Linked DNA regions of Homo sapiens: all the other regions are linked to region 1. Evidence: chromatin contacts called from ENCODE Hi-C data. All regions are on one chromosome and are shown on one strand. Each heading gives the region's core, a stretch centred on a gene start or an enhancer-like site at or near the end of the contact. The rest is flanking DNA. Distances are from core to core; before and after follow the strand shown. Region 1 holds the start of POLQ (DNA polymerase theta). Region 2 holds the start of COX17 (cytochrome c oxidase copper chaperone COX17). Region 3 overlaps ADCY5 (adenylate cyclase 5). Region 4 holds the start of PDIA5 (protein disulfide isomerase family A member 5). Region 5 overlaps SEMA5B (semaphorin 5B). Region 6 overlaps HSPBAP1 (HSPB1 associated protein 1). Region 7 overlaps PARP15 (poly(ADP-ribose) polymerase family member 15).

What was found. Hi-C counts contacts between places; a loop is a spot of excess contacts on that map. Pooled maps may share reads with other maps.
Region 2: a loop to region 1 is called in a map of CD8-positive, alpha-beta T cell, with 15 times the contacts of the local background. The contact joins the promoter of COX17 here to the promoter of POLQ in region 1. A Hi-C loop is called at or near these places in 3 of 168 maps with a recorded cell type or tissue (CD8-positive, alpha-beta T cell and naive thymus-derived CD4-positive, alpha-beta T cell) and 7 of 50 pooled maps.
Region 3: a loop to region 1 is called in a map of CD4-positive, alpha-beta T cell, with 9 times the contacts of the local background. The contact joins the enhancer-like site here to the promoter of POLQ in region 1. A Hi-C loop is called at or near these places in 1 of 168 maps with a recorded cell type or tissue (CD4-positive, alpha-beta T cell), 3 of 37 single-sample maps with no recorded cell type and 8 of 50 pooled maps.
Region 4: a pooled map shows a loop between it and region 1 (9-fold over the local background). The contact joins the promoter of PDIA5 here to the promoter of POLQ in region 1. A Hi-C loop is called at or near these places in 7 of 50 pooled maps.
Region 5: a map of HCT116 shows a loop between it and region 1 (20-fold over the local background). The contact joins the enhancer-like site here to the promoter of POLQ in region 1. A Hi-C loop is called at or near these places in 3 of 168 maps with a recorded cell type or tissue (HCT116, HepG2 and endothelial cell of umbilical vein), 4 of 37 single-sample maps with no recorded cell type and 8 of 50 pooled maps.
Region 6: a pooled map shows a loop between it and region 1 (4-fold over the local background). The contact joins the enhancer-like site here to the promoter of POLQ in region 1. A Hi-C loop is called at or near these places in 2 of 50 pooled maps.
Region 7: a loop to region 1 is called in a map with no recorded cell type, with 6 times the contacts of the local background. The contact joins the enhancer-like site here to the promoter of POLQ in region 1. A Hi-C loop is called at or near these places in 7 of 37 single-sample maps with no recorded cell type and 9 of 50 pooled maps.

Annotation. Positions count from the first base shown.
Region 1 is chr3:121,544,542-121,547,340 of GRCh38, reverse strand. It overlaps POLQ (DNA polymerase theta), which reads left to right and starts at 1,353. Exons shown (of 30, transcript NM_199420.4): 1 at 1,353-1,626; 2 at 2,435-2,614. The coding sequence starts at 1,464. RefSeq lists enhancers at 1,205-1,499, 1,391-1,620.
Region 2 is chr3:119,675,958-119,678,756 of GRCh38, reverse strand. COX17 (cytochrome c oxidase copper chaperone COX17) reads left to right here and starts at 1,351. Exons shown (of 3, transcript NM_005694.2): 1 at 1,351-1,553. The coding sequence starts at 1,447. RefSeq lists an enhancer at 913-1,172.
Region 3 is chr3:123,328,886-123,331,684 of GRCh38, reverse strand. It overlaps ADCY5 (adenylate cyclase 5), which reads left to right. Exons shown (of 21, transcript NM_183357.3): 5 at 669-796. Among named protein-coding and RNA genes, the nearest start is that of ADCY5, 120 kb to the left of the region's middle. RefSeq lists enhancers at 327-1,114, 2,336-2,799. Within about 2 kb of position 1,549, at least 12 of the 41 ENCODE cell types and tissues checked have a DNase peak (open chromatin) inside an H3K27ac peak, as active enhancers do.
Region 4 is chr3:123,065,684-123,068,482 of GRCh38, reverse strand. PDIA5 (protein disulfide isomerase family A member 5) reads right to left here and starts at 1,458. Exons shown (of 17, transcript NM_006810.4): 1 at 1,277-1,458. The coding sequence starts at 1,318. RefSeq lists a silencer at 1,164-1,403.
Region 5 is chr3:122,939,350-122,942,148 of GRCh38, reverse strand. It overlaps SEMA5B (semaphorin 5B), which reads left to right. Exons shown (of 23, transcript NM_001031702.4): 5 at 2,679-2,724. Among named protein-coding and RNA genes, the nearest start is that of LINC02035, 54 kb to the right of the region's middle. Within about 2 kb of position 1,453, at least 4 of the 41 ENCODE cell types and tissues checked have a DNase peak (open chromatin) inside an H3K27ac peak, as active enhancers do.
Region 6 is chr3:122,773,032-122,775,830 of GRCh38, reverse strand. All of the region lies in intron 2 of HSPBAP1 (HSPB1 associated protein 1), which reads left to right. Among named protein-coding and RNA genes, the nearest start is that of HSPBAP1, 19 kb to the left of the region's middle. Within about 2 kb of position 1,435, at least 3 of the 41 ENCODE cell types and tissues checked have a DNase peak (open chromatin) inside an H3K27ac peak, as active enhancers do.
Region 7 is chr3:122,619,847-122,622,645 of GRCh38, reverse strand. PARP15 (poly(ADP-ribose) polymerase family member 15) reads right to left here. Exons shown (of 12, transcript NM_001113523.3): 8 at 1,035-1,202. Among named protein-coding and RNA genes, the nearest start is that of PARP15, 44 kb to the right of the region's middle. Within about 2 kb of position 1,350, at least 2 of the 41 ENCODE cell types and tissues checked have a DNase peak (open chromatin) inside an H3K27ac peak, as active enhancers do.

The sequences.
Region 1 (2,799 bases), core at 104-2,603:
CGGCTCACTACAACCACCGCCTCCCAGGTTCAAGCAATTCTCCCGCCTCAGCCTCCAGAGTAGCTGGGATTACAGGCACCCGCCATCATACCCGGCTAATTTTTTGTATTTTTGTAGAGACGGGGTTTCACCATGTTGGCCAGGCTGGTCTAGAGCTCCTGACCTCAGGTGATGCACTCATCTCGGCCTCCCAAAGTGCTGGGATTACAGGCGTGAGCCACCACGGCCGGCGAGATCTCTTTTATTTCTTTAATAGTACTCTTCATTTCTGCCCAAGCATATGGCACACTTCATTAACTGACTTGTTTAATGTCTGCCTTATTCTCTAGACTCTTTCTCTTTGAGAGCAGGAACCATTTTATGCCATTTCACTGCCATTTACCCAGTGGCTAGCTTACAGTAGATACTCAGTAAATAGTTGTTGATTGCGTAAAAGGCCAAGAGAAAAATGTTTCATTCACGGAGTAATGTCGCCATCTCGTGGAACTTTAGAATATTGTCATTTAAATCAAAAAAATGTTTTCACGGAAGGAATTGATGGTTCGAATGCTATTTTCCAGATTGTATTCGAGTGTTTTTTTTTTTTTTAATTGGACTGGACCTTTTGAGATTTTTAGTGCTCTAGAACTGCACAGCCTCTTCAGGTCAGGCTTAGGGCCTACTAGTTTTGCTTGGTGAAATGAATTATGCAACTAGGTAATGAATGGTCACCGTTTTACGTTCAGAACTCGTTCGCTTCTACCTTTACAAAAGGGACAACACAGATGCATTACTAAGCTCTTGGCTCATAACGATCCCTGGGGTATATTCAGAGCCCCTTCCTCGCGGCGTTCATATAGTGTCTCAGGGGTCTGTCAGCCAGCAATCCCCAATTCCTCATTACATATTCCTCACAATGCATGCTGGCTAAAATGGAAATTGTGTTCAGAAATAGCCCTGCCCTACCATCATATACTAGGAGAAAGGAGGAAATTATGCTCTATTAGAAACCCTAGGCTATCTTGCATAATGCTTCTCAATCTGAAATAATTTTTTACAGAATACCAATACGTTAAGAAGAGCTACTTCCCTGATCTACCTATTATGGGCAGCCCATTTTATGAAGTTAGCATGGCCTTCCTATTCAAACCAGAAATGGACAAAAGGAGAAGGAAGGCTTTTAGGTCAGTATGGTTATAACTGTAGATTCTGTATTCTTCCTCTTTAATCTATCTCTCATATTAACCAACCAGGAGGTTGGAGGCCGGAAGTCTTAGACGCCAGCGAGAGCCGCTCCTTCCCCACGAGTCTATGGCTTTCGGGTTACTTAAGCCACGGAGAACTCTATGGTTCCGGGGCGGGCCGGGAGGTTTGAGTTTGAAGACTGGCGGGAAGATGTCCGCAGCTGTTGCCAGGCCAGGGTTCTCCCGAGAGGGAGGACGCTGGGACTGTGGCTTGCCCTGATCGGCCGAGAAGAGTTTGCCATGAATCTTCTGCGTCGGAGTGGGAAACGGCGGCGTTCAGAATCAGGCTCAGATTCGTTCTCGGGAAGCGGCGGTGACAGCAGTGCCAGCCCCCAGTTCCTCTCCGGGTCCGTGCTGAGCCCGCCGCCCGGCCTTGGTCGCTGCCTGAAGGCCGCAGCTGCAGGTGCTCCAGGAACCCGGGAGGCCGCGGGCAACGGGGGCAGCTCCGCCGGGCCATGGGTCGGGAGGTGTCCTCACCCCACGGGACTTGCTTCGTTGCATACCCCATTGGGCTTCTACTCCCCTTCTCTGTGACTGGGGCCTGGTGTGGCAGGTCACTTTCTGTTCAGACATACGCGTGTTTTCAGTGATCGCCTGGTATTAATGTTCACGTGGCTTCTGGATCTTTCGACCTTTAGAGAAACAACTTCCTAGTTAGCTTCATCCCATCATCTGTTGGGCGGCTCGTTCCTGGTAGTACCCAGTACTCCTTACAGACCCTTAAGACAGGATTGTTGGGCCTGGAGTACGGCACAGGCTGTTCGGCGTCCAGGGGAAGGCTGGAAGGGATTCGTAATGAGATTGGTTGGGTGTCCCGTGGATGTCGACCCAGTTTTTTAAAATCGTTAGTTGTGCAGTCGTCATGGAACTAAAACTTACTATAAATAGAAACTCACCTAACTTAGCTTTGTAATGCTTGCATATTGCCCTCCTCCCCCAACTACACCCGTAATTCCAACACTCTTTATCTACTGTGTATTGCACGCTTTTTTGTTCGTTTGAGGCTTTTAAGGAATTTTTATTATATGCAGTAAATAACAATTTATTACTTTTCTATACATGGTCAATTTCTCATAAGATTCTTGAAGTCAGGATGTGCTTTAAAGAGCTTCATTTCAACACATAGGAATTCCAACACACGGTGAAGGGCTAACTGTAAAACTCATATATTAGAAGTAAATTAAATTTTAATTTTTTCTTTTTCCTAAAAGGAGAATGCAAGCCTACAGTTCCTGACTACGAAAGAGACAAGCTACTATTGGCAAACTGGGGACTTCCTAAAGCAGTTCTGGAAAAATACCACAGTTTTGGTGTAAAAAAGATGTTTGAATGGCAGGCAGAGTGCCTTTTGCTTGGACAAGTCCTGGAAGGAAAGAATTTAGTTTATTCAGGTATCCAAATTTATGTAAACTAATTACTATTTTTAAGATATGAATGTAAAGAATACTCTATTGAGGTAGTTGTGGTTCGTTTAAAAGGTGAATGAGGCAGTGCTTTATAACTAGAGAAAATCGTACAATATGTGTGAAAAGTGGAGTTTTATTTATATTTAAATTACAAAAGTTTTATTGTTTGA
Region 2 (2,799 bases), core at 102-2,601, 1.9 Mb after region 1:
CAATCCAGAAGGAAATAAAAATCATCCTTATTGAAAGTTTTCAGATGACAAAATGGGGATGGTCTTAGTAACCTGAAAAATACACATATAGAAATTACTCTTATACAGCACCAGTTCACAGACACGCCTGTAAATTCCCTGAGTTAAATATCTATAATATAGAAACAAACTTTGATTAGGTGATGCTGAAAGTTTAAGTACCTAAAAATACCTATCACCCTGCAGCTATTGAACAGTGCCTCCAAGTCCTGCTTTAAAAAATGATTTTATTGGCCAGGCGCGGTGGCTCATGCCTATAACCTAGCACTTTTGGAGGCTGATGTGGGCGGATCACCTGAGGTCAGAGTTCGAGACCAGCCTGGCCAGCATGGCGAAACCCCGTCTCTACTAAAAAATGCAAAAATTACTCGGGCGTGGTGGTGCACACCTGTAATCCCAGCTACTCAGGAGGCTGAGGCAGGAGAATTGCTTGAACCCAGGAGGTGGAGGTTGCAGTCAGCCAAGATCGTGCCACTTCACTCCAGCCTGGGCGACAGAGCAAGACCCTATCTCCAAAAAATAAAATAAAATAAAATAAAAAAGAGTTTATTGCCTGTTTCCAACAATACTCTGCAGGAAAAAAATCCAATGATTATATCCATTTCATTGCGAATAAGACGGGCACCAGTTTATCTATGTACCTGAGGAAATGCTATGGAAATGGTATTTTTCAATTTTATTCATCAGTATATTAACGAATATATGACTGAATAATTCATACTGAATTCAGATCAGTTGGAGGGGGGCTATAAATGCAAATTAGCTGAGGATTTAATGTGCGTAGGAGGTGTATAGGGGGTTATAGGACCTTTTAAATTCCCCCAATAGTTGTGGACTCGGTGGTTCTATGTCTTGCTATTCATTTTTAAATAGGTCAATGAAAGAGAGGAAAGGCCTGCAGTGTGTGGGGATCAGGAAGAAGGCGGATAAAAGAAAAGGGGGAAACTAGTCTGTTATTCAAGGGAACTGGCTTTCACTTATGGTTTCTCCTGTTTGGCTTGAACAAATCATTTCACCATCTTGGGCTTCCGTTTCGATATTGGGTGGGGAGGAGCGGGTGTTACGAGATCTCTCAGTTGTCTTGCTGCTTTCTTTCTTCGTGAGCCCTCCCCAAGTTGATTTAACAAATACTCTATGACCTAGAGTCCTAGAGTGTAAATACCACAGTCCAGGTGAGCGTTCAGCGGGCCTCCTTGCGCATGCGCTGAAGGGGGCACCCTCTCGTTAAGGCCCGAATTTTGCCTCTTCTGCGCACGCGCTCCTTTTAAATTCCCCACCTGTCAGAGAGAAGCAGGACTTCCTGTACTTTTTAGAGCGACTGCCGGAAGTGACTGCGGACGAATCGGCGTTTGCCGAGGCTGGCATAGATTTGGCTGTCTCCGCTCATAGCTGCTTTTGGCGCGAAAGATGCCGGGTCTGGTTGACTCAAACCCTGCCCCGCCTGAGTCTCAGGAGAAGAAGCCGCTGAAGCCCTGCTGCGCTTGCCCGGAGACCAAGAAGGCGCGCGATGCGTGGTCAGTGCGCAGCCGGAGAGGGCGCGGCCGACGAGCCCCGGGCCGCGGCCTGTGCCTTCCGGTGCCTCTGCCCTACGGCCTCTGCCCTCTGCCTTCTGCCCTCTGCCCTCTGCCTTCTGCCCTCTGCCCTCTTCCTTCCCCCCTTCCCCCACTCCTCCTCCCTGTCTGCCCCCCCCCCCCGCCCCGCCCCGCCCCGCCCCATTGCGGCGCTCTGGAGATAATTATTGGGCCTTGTAGGTTTCGTGGTCGGGTCTCTGTTGACTTATCCCGTAGCTTAGTACCGGGAAACGATGGAGAGAGAGGAGAACGGCAAGCTTCAACCACTCATTCCTTCCTACAAATGTGTGTTGAGTATCTGTTATGGGTTAAGCACTGCGTTAGGTCCGAAGATGTAGACATGGATAAAGATGCATCTTGATATAAAGGAGCTTAAAGTTAATGGAGACATAAACCAGTGACTTGTATACGACGTGGTAAGGGCTATGATAGATTTGTTAAGACCAAACAGGAAAGGTTTTCTGGTAATTTCTAAGGCTTTCTCCCAAAATTTAGAGACAGTAGGACACAGAGTGTATTCCTTACAGTTCTGAAGAGTTACGCTTCAACCCTTTTAAGACAACCAAAAGTTGAAAATCAATCAGTCTACGACGCAGGGGACAAAGTATTAAGAATAGTTCATCTAGATTGTCAATCCACAAAAGATTTGTTCTCATTTTATATAGCCTCTCTTGTGGAGCAAATCTCATTAGAGGACGTCCTCAGATAACGTGAATGTGCATCTCTTCCTCTGGCCCCTTTTGTCTTCCCAGATAGTAGATATAAGAAAGAAATCATTAGTGGTATAATGGGATAATAAGAGTGTAGGAGCTCAGTGCTTTTATTAATCCTCAGTACTTTGTAAATAATACGGGTAGGATTGAAAGACTAGTCTGAACAAATTGTTCCAGTGGTAACAGTAAGTGCTGTTGAACCTTGAATGGTATGACAGCATGATTAAGAGTCTGGGATCCACAGTCAAGGTTTGAATCTTAATCCACTAACTTGGTGACCTTGAGCCTCATGTGTCTGTAAAATGACTCTAATAAAAGAAACTCCCTCCAGTATTATTGTAAAGGTTAATGATACAAGCCATGTCAAGTGGCTAACACAGTATACATGGCAATAAATGATCAATGAATGCTAGCTATTATCTTCACAATGATCTCACTATCCCAGGCAATCTCCCATTTGCAGGCAGCTCTTGAGC
Region 3 (2,799 bases), core at 300-2,799, 1.8 Mb before region 1:
TTGATGATTACTGATATTCTATCGCAATCCCACTGACGGATTGGTGGTGGCCTGCAGGTGGCCCTGTGGCACCTGTCACTCAGCAGCAGCTCTGTTGGATTCTTGGCACTCATGTGCTTGCTAGTTGAGCAAAATTCTTTTTTGATAAAAGTCTCAGACAGGCTGAGTCAGTGAGCTTTTGGTTAAAGCTCATTTCTGCCTGCTTCAGTCTTTTTGTAAAAGGAGGAGAATCAGACAACTTTTGATAGAATCTCAAGCAACGAATCAGAGTGACTCCTGGGGTGTGGAGGGGACCAGAGACCCTTGTACTGGGGCTTGGGGCCTTCCTTAAGCTGATAAGGCCACCCTGCTGGCTGAGCTGCAGTTCGACCAGCCAAATTCCTCTTGGGGCTCTGGAGTGGATCTTTAAAAGTGAGCTCCTGAGTCTGGGAGCTGGAATGCCGCTCAGGGCTGCCCAGCCCATCCCTCCATCCCCACAATCCCTCCCTCCCCAATGTCTCCTGATAAGCCTGTCCCAGGACCATGCCGAGTTCCGGCGTGGGCCTGCGCTCACTGCCCTAAAAGGCAAGTTATTCCAGGCACGGGGTGAATCTTTTTGCTTCTCGTTTCTTTCCCTCCCACTTCTCTTTCCTACTATTTTTAATTTGTAAAATTAATTTGCTTTCCAGGAGAATCACTGTTTACGTATTAAGATCCTTGGGGATTGTTATTACTGCGTCTCGGGGCTGCCTGAAGCAAGGGCTGACCACGCCCACTGCTGTGTGGAGATGGGCATGGACATGATCGAGGCCATCTCGTAAGTGTCCACCCCCCGGGTACCGTCTCCCTCCCTGGGACTGTCCACAGCCCGAGCGACTGACTGACCTGCCGGCTGCCTAGTTGGAGGCAGGGAAACAGTGGGGTGAAACTGTCTGCCAAAAGGTGCCCAGCCAAGCTGAGGGTTGGCGTGTGCCACCAGACTTTCTGCCTTCTCCAGGGTTCCTGTTCCCTACAGCAGCCTGGGCAGCTTTTCCCAGAGGAAGTGTGTGGGAGGGGAGGGCTCTGCAGACTCCAGGAGTGGAGGAGAGGCTGGCAGCCATGTGAGGATCCTGTGCCGTGTGAGGCCCTTGCACTTCCGGGGCCTCATGTTTCCTACAGACACCCAGCCAGGCATCGAACTGCTGGTTCCACTTCTTCCCAGATGTGAAAGGTTGGGCTCATAGGGGTTAGACAACTCCCCAGGGTGCTACTACCAGGCAGGCGGATTCAAATGCAGGTGTTCCGCTTAGAGAGAATCACCCTGCCTGTGAGCCATAGCAAAAAGGCACTTTGGCCAATTCATGGCTATCACTGGCCACAGAAGGAGCCCTGGTCATTGAAAAACATGGGTGGTGCAAGCTTATGTGACAGCCAAGGGAGCAAGTCAGAGACTTTGGGCTTTAGAAATAGCTTGGGCAGGGGCAGAGAAAAAAGGCACAGAGGGCAAGGTCAGAGGCGGGAGTGGCTGCCAGGAAGGCAGCCGGGTCCGTTGGTTTGGCTCAGTTCTACTTGCAGCACTTGCCAAGTGTCCCCAGCAAGCCTGAGCTAGACAATCAGTCTCCCCGGAAGCACAGAGCCTTAAGGGAGAGAGACCAGGACTCCTGGTGCTCAGATACAAGGCACGTCATGTGGACACGGCGAGGTAAGGGAGGCAGACTATTGAAGGAGGGCCCAGGAGGGGACAGTTGATTCCACTGAGAGGATCAAGAGAGTTTGCCTGAAGGAGGTGGCCGTGGAGTTAAGCCAAAAAGACAGAATGAGCCATTGTCAAGCTAAGCAAGTATCCAAAGGCACTGTGGATGGAAAGTATTTCAGTGAAGGTATTCTGCTGCAGTGGAGGTATTTACCAAGTTGATTCAGGACAAGAGAAATGATGGGTGACCTCAGTCTCCCCTGCAGTGGGTGTCAGCCTCTTGCTGATGGCGTGGGATGGGGTCAGGGAGTCTCAGTGGTGGTCCCACCCACTGGGGCAAGTCAGACTGCTGGTCCCCTGGCTAGCTGAGTGCGCCCATGCCCCAGGTGTTAGGGAGGGTCTAGGGCCCTAGAAAGTGCAATCTGAGTTCATCCATTACCCTACTTCCTGGCACCTGCACCCTCTCCTGCAGATGCTGGGCAGGTTCCCATGGGCCTCAGACATGCACCTGGAGATGTATGGCTTCCTTCCCAGTCTGCCTCCACTGCTCGCCCAGCATGAGGAGTTATAAGTGCATACGGAGGGCCTGCCCTGTCTACTGGGAGCTCCCAGATATGGATATGTGGTGCATGTGGCCGGGACCAAGCTTTCCTCTAGGGCATGGAGCACCCTAAGCCCCTGCACCTGCCCAGGCTCCCCTTCCCTCCTGAGCAGGCCATACCCTTGAAACCTGGGTAACCAGCTTTTGCCATCACCCTGCTAACATCTTGGAAGCAGCAGTGTGGATAAATCCAATAAAAAGATAATCCAAAAGCCATTTCTGTCTTACCCACAAGAGCATTATACAAATAGGGTTTGGAGTGGTGGTAACTTCCCTGTTTAATTCAAGTCGGCCCTAACGTGCATTTGCATTTTTCCAATCACAATTTAATTGACAGGGCAGTGCTGGCCAGAGGTGCCCTCCTGGAGGGGAAGCAGCAGGGCTCTAGGTTTTAGTGTGGCACCGCGCCACCTTGTGGCCAGGCCGGGAACAGCCCCTTTCACAGCCGACTGCACCTGCCGCCCGCCCCAGTGCCCTTCAGGCTGAACGTTCTTGGACTCTAGGGCTGGATGGGAGAGAGAAGACTCTTTGACCCCCGCACCTTCAC
Region 4 (2,799 bases), core at 209-2,708, 1.5 Mb before region 1:
TCAACAAACCCAGACGCAATTAAGTGACACTGCCCCACTCCAGCCTGGTTCTCCCCAAGAGGGAGAACACAGACCGAAGAGAACAGGGGGCTTCTTTCCCCACCCACTTCCAACCAGAGAGTACCAGGCCACTCCTCACTGGTGATCCAAAAGGCCAGGGTATTGGGAGATGGAAGTGTTTCAAGCAACTCAACCCACACTTTTCTCCTCCCATTTGCCCAGTGTCCTTGCCACACCCAAATGGAAAAGAACGGGAAAATCTGGGTTGGGGGGAGGGTGCCAGGAACAGGAAGTTCCCTGGAACTTCAGGGGAAAAGGACCAGGATGGTCCTAAAATAAGGGAGCGCATAAGTTATGGAAAAGATGGGGAAGGAGGCCACAATATCTCATCACACACCCACAGCGAAACGAAGGCCAAACCCCAGACCTGGGCCGGCAGGCACACCCATTCCGACCTCTCTCAGGGATGCCTGGAGTCCCCCCCACCAAGTGTAGCAAACTACTCTTGGAGTCCACTCCTTTTCCACTTTTGTAAGATTTTGCAGTTTACACAGCTTCCTCCACTGAGACCTCATCCGACTCTCAGAACCACCCTATGGGGGTAGCTTTGCCTTTCTATATCATGCATGAGGAAACTAGCTCAGATACATTAAATGAACCGCCGCGTCACACAGCTAGAAAGTGGCTGAGGCTCGAGCCCGCCTCAGTTGGGTGTAGGAGCAGCTCCTCCGCCGGGGCGGGCTACGTCGACCCCACCCAGCCCACCGAGCCTGGCCTGTGGGCGGAGGCCCAGGTGGTGGCCCGCAGTTTCCCAGACGCCTGGGGCCGAAGCCAAGAACAAGGTGGCCCTAAACCAAGGTTTCCGGCAGTGCAGGTAGTAAGCACCCCCATCCCACCCCGCACTCACACAGGTGCAGGGCTCGGAGTCTGGAGCGGAGCTCACCCCGCAGCCCGCCGGCGTCCTGCCCGACCGGCTGTGCCCCGACCTGCATCCCCGCAAAGTTGTGGCCGTGGCGTAAGCACCCTGCCAGGGATCTCCCGGCGCCCCACAGCTGCCTCCTGCCCCTGCGTCCGGGAGCGCTTGGCGGCGAGGGCACCGGGACGCCCGCTGTCTCCCGCGTAGCACCCAGTGCCCGCCTGCCTGGCATGCACGCCCTCATCCCGGTGCCCCGGGGCAGCTCCCCGCACGTTCCGCAGAGGGCTGGAGCAGAGAGCGCAGAAGGGCACGCGGGACACACGTGCTGGCCCGGCCCGGATCCCTGCCCCACAGTCTCACCCAGATTGCCAGCAGCAGCCACGCCGGCCCGGCCCGCGCCATCCCAGCAGCGCTGCCCACCGCTGGCTCCTTTCTCCACTCCGGCGCCCGCTCCCGCCCGCCCGCCTGCTAGCTCCACCGCGGCCAACCACCACGGCCACTTCCCAGCCGCTCCCCGCCTCCGAGTTCCCGGTGCCACGTCTGCCAAAGCATGCGCAGCAGCTGGGGAGAGGCGGCCGGGAAGAAGTGCTCGCTGGGAGTTGTAGTCTGCAGCCTGGCTCAGCTGGGGGCTGCGGGTGCGGACTGGGCTCCGAGGCCACGTGGCAGCGAGTGAAGTGCGAAAAGGCAAGGTCAGGGAGTAAGGGAAGGCAATTAATGAGCGGGGGCTTACTCTGTGCCTGGAGCTTCAGAAACAGTATCTCACGCAGCTCACAGAAATTAGGTTTTATTTTCTCCACTTTGAGGATTAGGAGGCAGCGCAGGGAATTTAAGTACGTTGATCCAGATCACACAGCCGGTAAATGGCAGAGTCCAGGGCTGCCTGTGAAGGACAGGAAAAGCCCTCATCCCTGCCTCCCAGACTCCCTCCTGCTTATTCTATTTAACTTCAGTAAAACATTATTGAGCTGTTGGAAAACAATCTGGTGGTTCCTCAAAAAGTTAAACATAGATTACTATATGACCAGCAATTCCACCCTTAGGCTAATACCCAAAAGAATTGAAAACAGGTATTCAGACAAATGCACGTACACCAGTGTTCACAGCAACACTATTTACAATAACCAAAAGGTAGAAACAACTCTAACGTCTGTCAAAGGATGAATGGGTAAACAAAGTGTGATACATCCATCTAATGGAATGTTATTTAGCCATTAAAAGGAATAAAGTGGCCCAGCAGGGCAGCTCATGACTGTAATCCCAACACTTTGGAAAGCTGAGGCAGCAGAATCGTGTAAGACTAGGAGTTTGAAACCAGCCTGGGCAACATAGCAAGACCTCATCTCTGCTAAAAATAAAAATAAAATAAAATAAAATAGCTGGTGTGGTGGCAAGGGACTGTAGTTCCAACTACTTGGGAGGCTAAGGCGGGAGGATTGCTTGAACCTGGGATATGGAGACTGCAGTGAGCCAAGATCATGCCACTGCACCCCAGCCTAGGCCACAGGGTGAGACCCTGTCTCAAAAAAAAAAAAAAAAAAAAAGGTGGGGGGGAGAGAATAAAATGCTAATACATTCTACAATGAATGAATCTCAGAAATGTATGCTAATGAAAGAAGCCAGACACAAAAAGTCACATATGATGTGATTACATCTTATGAAATATTTAGAATAGGTAAATCCACAGAGACAGAAAGCATAGTAGTGGGGGTGGGGAGGAAGGAATGGGGAATGACTGCTTAATGAGTATAGGGACTCCTTTGGGAGTGATAAAACATTTTGGAACTAGATGGAGATGATGGTTCCACAACATTGTGAAGGTACTAAATGCCACTAAACTGTACACTTTAAAATGGTTAATTGATGTTATGTGAATTTTACCTGAG
Region 5 (2,799 bases), core at 204-2,703, 1.4 Mb before region 1:
TTAATTTTTTAATTTTTAAATTAACTATTTTGTCTTATGGTAGGACATTCAAAAGGTACAAAGGAGTATATGGTGAAAAGCAGGGCCACCCCCTCAAACAAGCAGGACCCCTGACTGAAGGTTCACCTAGTGGTGAGGTTCCTGACTGTGCCCCCAGAGGGAGTCTGTCCATATGCAACTATACAGGAGGATGGACTTTATTTTCCCAGCAAAGAGAGTAATTGTTTTACTCTCTATTTTGAGATGACTGTCGATTTACACACAGTTGTAAGAAATAATAGAGATCCCATATACCCTTCACCCAGTTTCCCCCAAGGCTAACATCTTGCATAACTGTAGGACAACATTAAAATCAGGAAACTGGCCTTGATGTGATCCTTCAACCTAATTCTGATTTCACTAGTTTTACATGTGTACTTCAACAAACCCAAATGGTAGCATCCGAAGACTCTACTCTGAACCTTGTGAAAGCATTTCAAAAGCTGCCATTTATTCCGCACCGGCCATGTGCCAGGCACTATTTTATATGTCATATATGTAGTAAGTCAGTTACTGCATGTAGTAAAGGTAGTAAATCACACATGTATTTAATCTAATACATGTAGTAAATCATGCCTGCAGTAAATCATTGAATCTTCACAAGTGGGTGAACCCAGGAAGTGGGTTCTATGTACCCCCATTTTATGGACCAGGAAACTGAAGCTCAGAGAGGTTATGTTACCCTGTGACTGTGGTCACACTGTTCTTCCTCATCCGCTCTGCGGCTTCCCCAGAAGGTGGTTATGTTTTCTGTCTGGAGGCTTCCCACACAAAGATGGAGGGACACTTTTTCCTGCATCCTTGAGCCTGGCTATGCCCTCAGATGGACAGGGAAACTCAATTCTAGACCTGGTCCCTTAGGCTTCTTAGAGCCAATGTAGTGGGTCTTTGGCCACTTTCTTTTCCTGTCTCCAGCTCATTTTCCTTCCTCCTTTTCTTCTGCCTGACATTGTCTTCCCTTCTTCTTGACCCCTGGATCTCTGGAATTCAGGCTAGGGAAATTTTTTATTCATTTATAACCCTCCCTTGTTCCGAAAGGGATTTAGGGTGGGTCAGGCTACAGAGATTTCTCTCTGTTCTCATATTCCAGCTCCCAGGAGAGTTGACTGCGATGTTGTGATGAATGATTTTTGATGGGATAAAAATGAATAAAGTGATGCAATGTTTCCCCTAATTTGTTAAAGCTGTGAGCAGATGCCTGTGTTACCTAAGCAGGCAGCTGGGGCACAGCCATAAGCTGGAGCTTATCTGTTCCCAGGCCAGGAGGGTGGGATAGGGAGAGCTCTGCTAAGGACTTGGGGAGGGGGTTGGAGAAGGACAGCAGAGGCCTGGAGCCAAGGTCACCTGGGAGGCCCGCCCAGCCCCAGGACAGCAAAGAAGATGAGTGGGGCCTGGGCCTGGAGCCAGAGCTGGGAAGAGAAGCCTCCTGGCCTGCGGCATCTCCTTCCGGCTCTGGATTCCTTCAGCAGGGGCCCTCTTTCTCTTCCGGTCCCACTCCACAGCCTTTCCCCTCATTTCCCTCCTCAGCTGAGGTAGGCCAGAACTTTCTAAAATCTTTGTTCCTAAAAAGTTTAGGAACCAAAATAGGAATAGCCCAAAGAAGACAGAAGAACCAAAGAAAGAAAATTGGTGGGGGAAATCAAGACTTTGCATCTGTTCAGCATGAACAGAGCCTTTAAATGTGCATCACACCATTCCTCTGTCTCCACAGTCCTGTGAAATAAGAAAGATAGCCATTCACTTCCCCATTGTACAGATGCAGGCACTGAGACTCTCAGAAGGTGGCAGGTGGCTGAGCTGGAATTCTCCCTGTCTGTGCATGGTGGCCTTCTGACTCCAGCATCCATGCAAACAAATTTCAGCAGCAGCTGACACTTATGATACTCAATAAGTGTCTGATATCATTATTACTACTAGTAGTATCCTCTTTGTTACTGAAGGTGAAAACTGTTTGAGGTTGATAAGTCTGGAAGCCCTGTGCAGGCTGGACTGTGGGGAGAGGGATGGTGAGGTGGTGGATGGGGTCGTTTGGGTTAGAGGAGAGAGGGTGGTCCAGAAAGGTGGCCACAGAAAGGTCAGACCTGGAGTCACTGACTGCTGGAGAGACTGCAGGAGATGAACAAACAAATCGGACTCAGGACCCCGGGATGTGGAGCCAGGAGAGATGGCTGGCCTGTGTGAGAAGGGGTGAGTCAGGGTGGAGGGCCAGAGTAGGAGGAAGCTGGCTGTCTGCATCTCTGTAAGAGTGCTGTGAGGCTTTACATTTAACAGCCTCCATGGTTGGAAAAGGTGGGGTCAAGGGGTTCCTCCCAGGGCTAGCTGAGTTGGCTGGGAGCAGAGACAGCATGGAACTTGGAGGAAAGTCTGGGTTTCAATCCTAACTCCTTCACTTACTATCTTGGTGACTTGGGCCATTTACCCACCTTGCTTCTTCATCTGTAACTTGGAGCTTCCTGGATTTCCTCCCAGGGTTGTGTGAAGATTAAGTGAGCAAATGGAGGTAAAGCTCTCCTTAGGGGTTGACCCTAGGCAATCAGCACCCAGTCCTGGCGTCCCAGGAGGCCCAAGCCAGGAGGCTGCTCCCTGGGTCCTGCCTGCAGAACCAGCGTCACTTAGGATGTCTGTTTCCATTTTCACAGGAACTACCTCTTCAGACTCAGCCTTGCCAATGTCTCTCTTCTTCAGGTACGATTGCTTTCTTCCCTTCCCTTCCTATAATTTCCCCTATTCCAGAGCCCAAGGCAGGGCAACGCAAGTGGC
Region 6 (2,799 bases), core at 186-2,685, 1.2 Mb before region 1:
ACTATGAACATTCATGTACATGTTTTTGTGTGGACATGTATTTTCATTTCTCTTGGAGTAGAATTGCTGGGTCATACAGTAATTCTGTGTTTAACATTTTGAGAAACCGTTTTCCAAAGCAGCTGCATCATTTTATATTCTCACCTTCAATGTATGAGAGTTCCAGTTTTTTCCACATCCTTGCCAACACTCCATTTTAAAAATTATAGCTATTCTAGGCCGGACGCAGTGGCTCACGCCTGTAATCCCAGCACTTTGGGAGGCCAAGGCGGGTGGATCACGAGGTCAGGAGTTTGAGACCAGCCTGGCCAACATGGTGAAACCCCGTCTCTACTAAAAGTACAAAAAAAAAGAAAAAAAAATTATAACTATTCTAGTGTATGGGAAGTATTATTATAGTTTTGATTTGTGTTTCCTTAATGACTAATAATGTTGAGCATCTTTTTATGTGTGTGTTGGCCATTTGTATGTCTTCTTTGGAAAAATGTCTATTCAAATCCTTTGCCCATTTTCTAATTGTTTTTGTCTTTTTATTATTGAGTTATAAGAGTTCTTTATATATTCTGGATACTACCCTTATTAAGTATATGACTTGCAAAGGTCCCACTACCCAGAGATAATCACTAGTTATATTTTGAGGTATGCCCATGTAGGCCTTTTTGTATTTTAAAAATAAAGTTATATTAATTTTCACAGCTTGCTTTTTTTTTTTCTTTTACTCTGAGCAGCTTCTCTTGAGATTGTATGATTTTTCAATGGCTACGTAATATTTCATTGTTTGGTAGTATCATAATTTATTTTAAAGTTTTGATGATTTAGATTGCTTACAAGTTTTAAATTTTAAAAAGACTGTAGTGAACATCTTTGCAAACAGATTTTGTCAGTTTCTGATTACTTCCTTAGGATTGATACCTAGAAGGAGAGTTACTGGATCAAAGGATATGAGCATTATCATCAGTAGCAACACTATCTGTGAAGCTTCTTACACCAGAACTTCTGAATCATTCTGATTGCCTGTCTTGAATGGTGTCTTGTGACTCAGTGACTTACATCCTAAATATCTAGCATCTGCCTGCTTCTGTCTGTCTCCACAGCCATCCTCTAGTGGGCGTTACCCTGCTCGCTGTCTCTCACCTCCATAGTTGCGTGGCCTCATCCTAGTCTCTCTGCACCCCTTGCCCTCCCTTCCCACACCATTCCTCATACTGAAGCCAGAGATGACTTTTAGGAAAACAAATCTAATCTTATTTCTCTGCTTAAAACACTTAAATGGCTTCCAGTTACGCTTAGGCTAAAGACCAAAATGTCCATTGTGGTGTGGAAGGCCCAGCATCATTTCTGTCCCTGAGCTCAGGCCAGACAAGCATTTTTCAGTTTCTGTATTTCCAGGGCTTTGTTTCTTCCTACTTCAGGGCCTTTGCATGTGTATGTAGTTCCCTGTGTCTAGCCTCTCTTTTCTCACTTCCCTTTCCCCCTACTTTACCTAAATAATTCATCTCCTTCTGTCAGATCTTAGCTTAAATGTCATTTTTCCTGACCAAATCTATCCTTCCCCATACCCCAAATCAGGTGTGACTATTCAATTACCTCAGAACACTTTGTATTTCTTAGTAACACTTAGCACAGTTGTAATCACATGGTTGTATAATTACCTGTTTAAAGTCTCTTCCCCTCAAGAAGGTCACTTCTGTGAGGGCAAGGGCCACGTCTCATCATGGGCTGAGCACCTAATGGACATTGAATTTGTGAAGTGAAAGAATGAAAGACTTTGAAACATACAGCTAAGGGCTTTGCACGAAGGCGGTTTCTATTTACATTCTTTTCAGAACATGTGAGGGTTCCTGTTTTGCTACTCTTTGGCCAAAACTGAAATTTATCTTAAAGATCTTTCAGGCTGGCCATGGTAGCTCATGCCTGTAATCCCAGTTCTTTGGGAGGCTGGAGCAGGAGGATTGCTTGAGCCCAGGAGTTCAAGACCAGCCTGGGCAACATAGCAAAACCCTGTCTCTACAAAAAGTATAAAAAAATTATCTTGGCATGATGGTGTGCACCTGTTGTCCCAGCTACCCAGGAGGTTGAGATGGGAGATCACCTGAGCCTGGGAGGTCGAGGCTGCAGTCAGCTGTGATCATGCTACTGCACTCAAGCCTGGGAGACAGAATGAGGCCCTGTTACGTGAAAAATGTTATCTCATTATTTTAATTAACATTTATTTGGCCGGGCACAGTGGCTCATGCCTGTAATCCTAGCACTTTGGGGGGCCAAGGTGGGCGGATTACCTGAGCTCAGGAGTTCGAGACCAGCCTGGGCACGTGGCAAAACCCCGTCTCTGCTAAAAATACAAAAAATTAGCCAATTAGCCAGTGTGGTGGTGCACGCCTGTAATCTCAGCTATTTGGGAGGTGAGGCGTGAGACTCGCTTGAACCCCAGAAGCAGAGGTTGCAGTGAGCCAAGATAGTGCCACTGCACTCCAACCTGGGCCACAGAGTGAGACTCTGTCTCCAAAAAAAAAAAAAAAAAAAAAAACACATTTATTTGATTGCTGGTGATGTTGAACATACGTTCATGTTTATTAGTAATTTGTATTTTTTCCTGATAATTGGTCTTTGACTATTTCCTTATTGGGATTTTAGGGTTTAAAAATTTTTTTGAATTCTTCATATATATTATGAAGATTGTGGCATGGCACAGTGACTCACACCTAAAATCCCAGCACTGTAGGAGGCCTAGACAGAAGCATCACTTGAGACTGGGAGTTCCAGAACAGCCTGGGCAACATAGCAAGATCCTGTCTCTAC
Region 7 (2,799 bases), core at 101-2,600, 1.1 Mb before region 1:
CATGATTTTCTCCCCAGTGCCTTGCACAGAGCCTAGGTAACGGCATTTCAATTCAATGAATGAATGCACAAATGAGGAGCCGGCTGGGAGATGCTGAAGTAAACCAGATGGGGGAGGTCTGAAGAGTTTGGAAACAAAAAGAAAGGCTGGAATTCAACAACTCTCTGGAAGAAGATTCAGCAGGACTTGCTGACTGTGGGTGTCTGGGGACACAACAAAGCAAGGATGGCAGGCCAGGGCAGCTGGGAGCGTCATGGCACCACCAAAGGAGGAAACGAGAAAGCCCAGGAGCTCAAGAGGAGTGTCTGTTTTCAAGAGAGGATCATGAGTTTGGATTCTGATGTAATGAAGTTTCTGGTAATAGAAAACTCCCCCAGAGGAGATCCTGGAGAGAATGAGAAATGCTGATTTGGGAGTCAATGCAGAAATGTTACCAGACATGAGACTGAATGAATCCCCCAAGGAGAAAAAATGAAGAGTGAGAAAACTATGAAGTTAAGGACCAAACTTGGAAAGATACTTAGGGAACATAAAATAAAGAAGAAAGGGGTGGGCACAGTGGCCCATGCCTGTAATCCCAGCACTTAGGGAGGCTGAGGCAGGCGGATTGCTTGAGCCTAGGAGTTTGAGACCAGCGTGGGCAACATGGGGAAACGCTGTCTCCATAAAAAATACAAATATTTGCCAGGCATGGTGGTACACACCTGTGGTCCTAGCTATTTGGGAGGCTGAAGTGGGAGGATTGCGTGAGCCTGGGAGGAGGAGGTTGCAGTGAGCTGAGATTACACCACTGCACTCCAGCCTGGGCAACAGAGTGAGACTCTGTCTTGAAAAAATAAAGAAGAAAGATGGAGGAAAGAGGCTTCGGCCCAGTAGCTGGTGGTGCCCTCCAGATCTAAAAGATGGCTCCCTCTCTGATTTACATCATTGTTCCCACTTTCAGATGGATTCAGCACTGATCTGCTTAAGAGTGAGACTAATTCTAAAGGAATTTGTATCACTCAAATTTTATTATAGAATGATAAGCTGCAAACCTGTTCCAATGGCTGGAAGGGAAACCGATGTGTACTTCCTCTGTTCACACTCTTCTAGAACACTGGTGACCGTTTTCCTGACATCTTTTCCCCCAGGAACATGAATTATTATTTTGCACTTTAAGCATCCACCTGGTGTAATTATAAAATCTCTGTGAGGCTGTGCAGCTGAAAAAAAGGAAAGAAAAACAAACATGCAGCCCATTAATTACTGGAGGCAACACTTTGATTTTTGAGAAATGAAAACAGCTGACATCCGTGAAGGCTGTGAAGCCCAGTCTCACTCGAGCTTGTTGGTTTCATTCACTGGACTGTGACAACCACATTTTCTTTACAATCAGAATTCTCGAGCTCAACAAATACACTGTTGAGTATTTGGGGTGCTGTTCAAAAGTACTTTATCTGCATCAATCTGCTCAATCCTCAAAACAAGCCTATGAGGCAGGTACTGTTTTCCCCATTACACACATGAAACAGCCACAGAGAGAGGTAAGGTCAGTAGCTAAAGATTGCCTAGGACTCGAACCCAAGCAGCCAGTCTCCATAGCTCTTAACCCCCACTCTGCTGTCCCAGAAGAGCAATTTCTATGCACATTCAGCCACATTAATTTTGAAGGAGATAAAAGCAACGTACTCTGTGGCACAGAGGTGTGAAAGGATGAAAACTTCTCCTTGGCTCAGGACCCTAGAGCTCTTGAGCACATGGAAATTATGAGGGCCATTTTAAGGCACTGCTTCTTTGGTTCAGACTGCTCTGAGTAAGGCTGGGGCCAGCAAAAGGGAGGAGGAGAGTGGATCCCTGCCCATCCCATCCTGCCCTCCTGAGGAGCACCCATGACCAGGCACTCCCTAGGGCCCCTCGGGTGTCCCTCCCACCCTCCCCTCCCAGGCAGCCTCCTCAGGCTTTTCCAGCTTGTCCAGCCCACCTTCATCCTCTGCTCCTGCCTCCCAGGCACAGCGAGCTCTCCCAGTACTCAAACACCTGCTAACGTCCTCATGTTAGTAATCAAATATTACCTTCCTTTGCTGTCACTCCAGAACTGTATTCACTCCAGAGAAATTTCTTAATCAGAGGACAGCTACTAAGATAGGAGTTTCAGGCATTGTAGCAGGTCGGTTGTGGGAATACATTGTCAAACATGGTGCTCTATGACTTCTTGAAAGCATACTCATAGCTGAGTGTCTACCCTACTCTGCAAGGGATATTTTGAAGGACAAACAGTTTATAATCACTACCTTAGGTTCCCCACTCAAAGTCCACACTCATTCATAAAAGGATTAGAAGTTGGCTATATGCAGTTGTGCTGGAAGAAGTAGAACAAGTTTGGGGAAAGTTTGTACAGCACTTCACAGTTTACAGAACTTTTCACATTAATTGTTCCTTCTGATCCTCAAAACCACCTGTGGCACAGCTTTCCCACACTACTTATTAGTAGAACTTTCCTACTGATGAGAGAAGCAAAGCTCTTAGCAGTTAGATGACGTGCCTAGGATCGCTCAGTAAATGGCAGAGCCTGGATTATTAGGACCCAGGCCTGGGTTCTTTTTACTACTCAGGAAGTAAGAGACAGATGAGATGGTGGGATGAAGAACCTCTCCCCCATAGCCTCCAAGTTCCACCACCTCTGCCTGCTCTTCCAGTGAACCAACCTTCTTGCAAAGTTTTGCTCGCTACTTACTCCACCTCCAGTCCTCCTGTACATCCTCTCACTGTAATCTCAGCCCTCTGATTTTCAAGTTTGTAGTCAAAAGTAACATGTGCCCA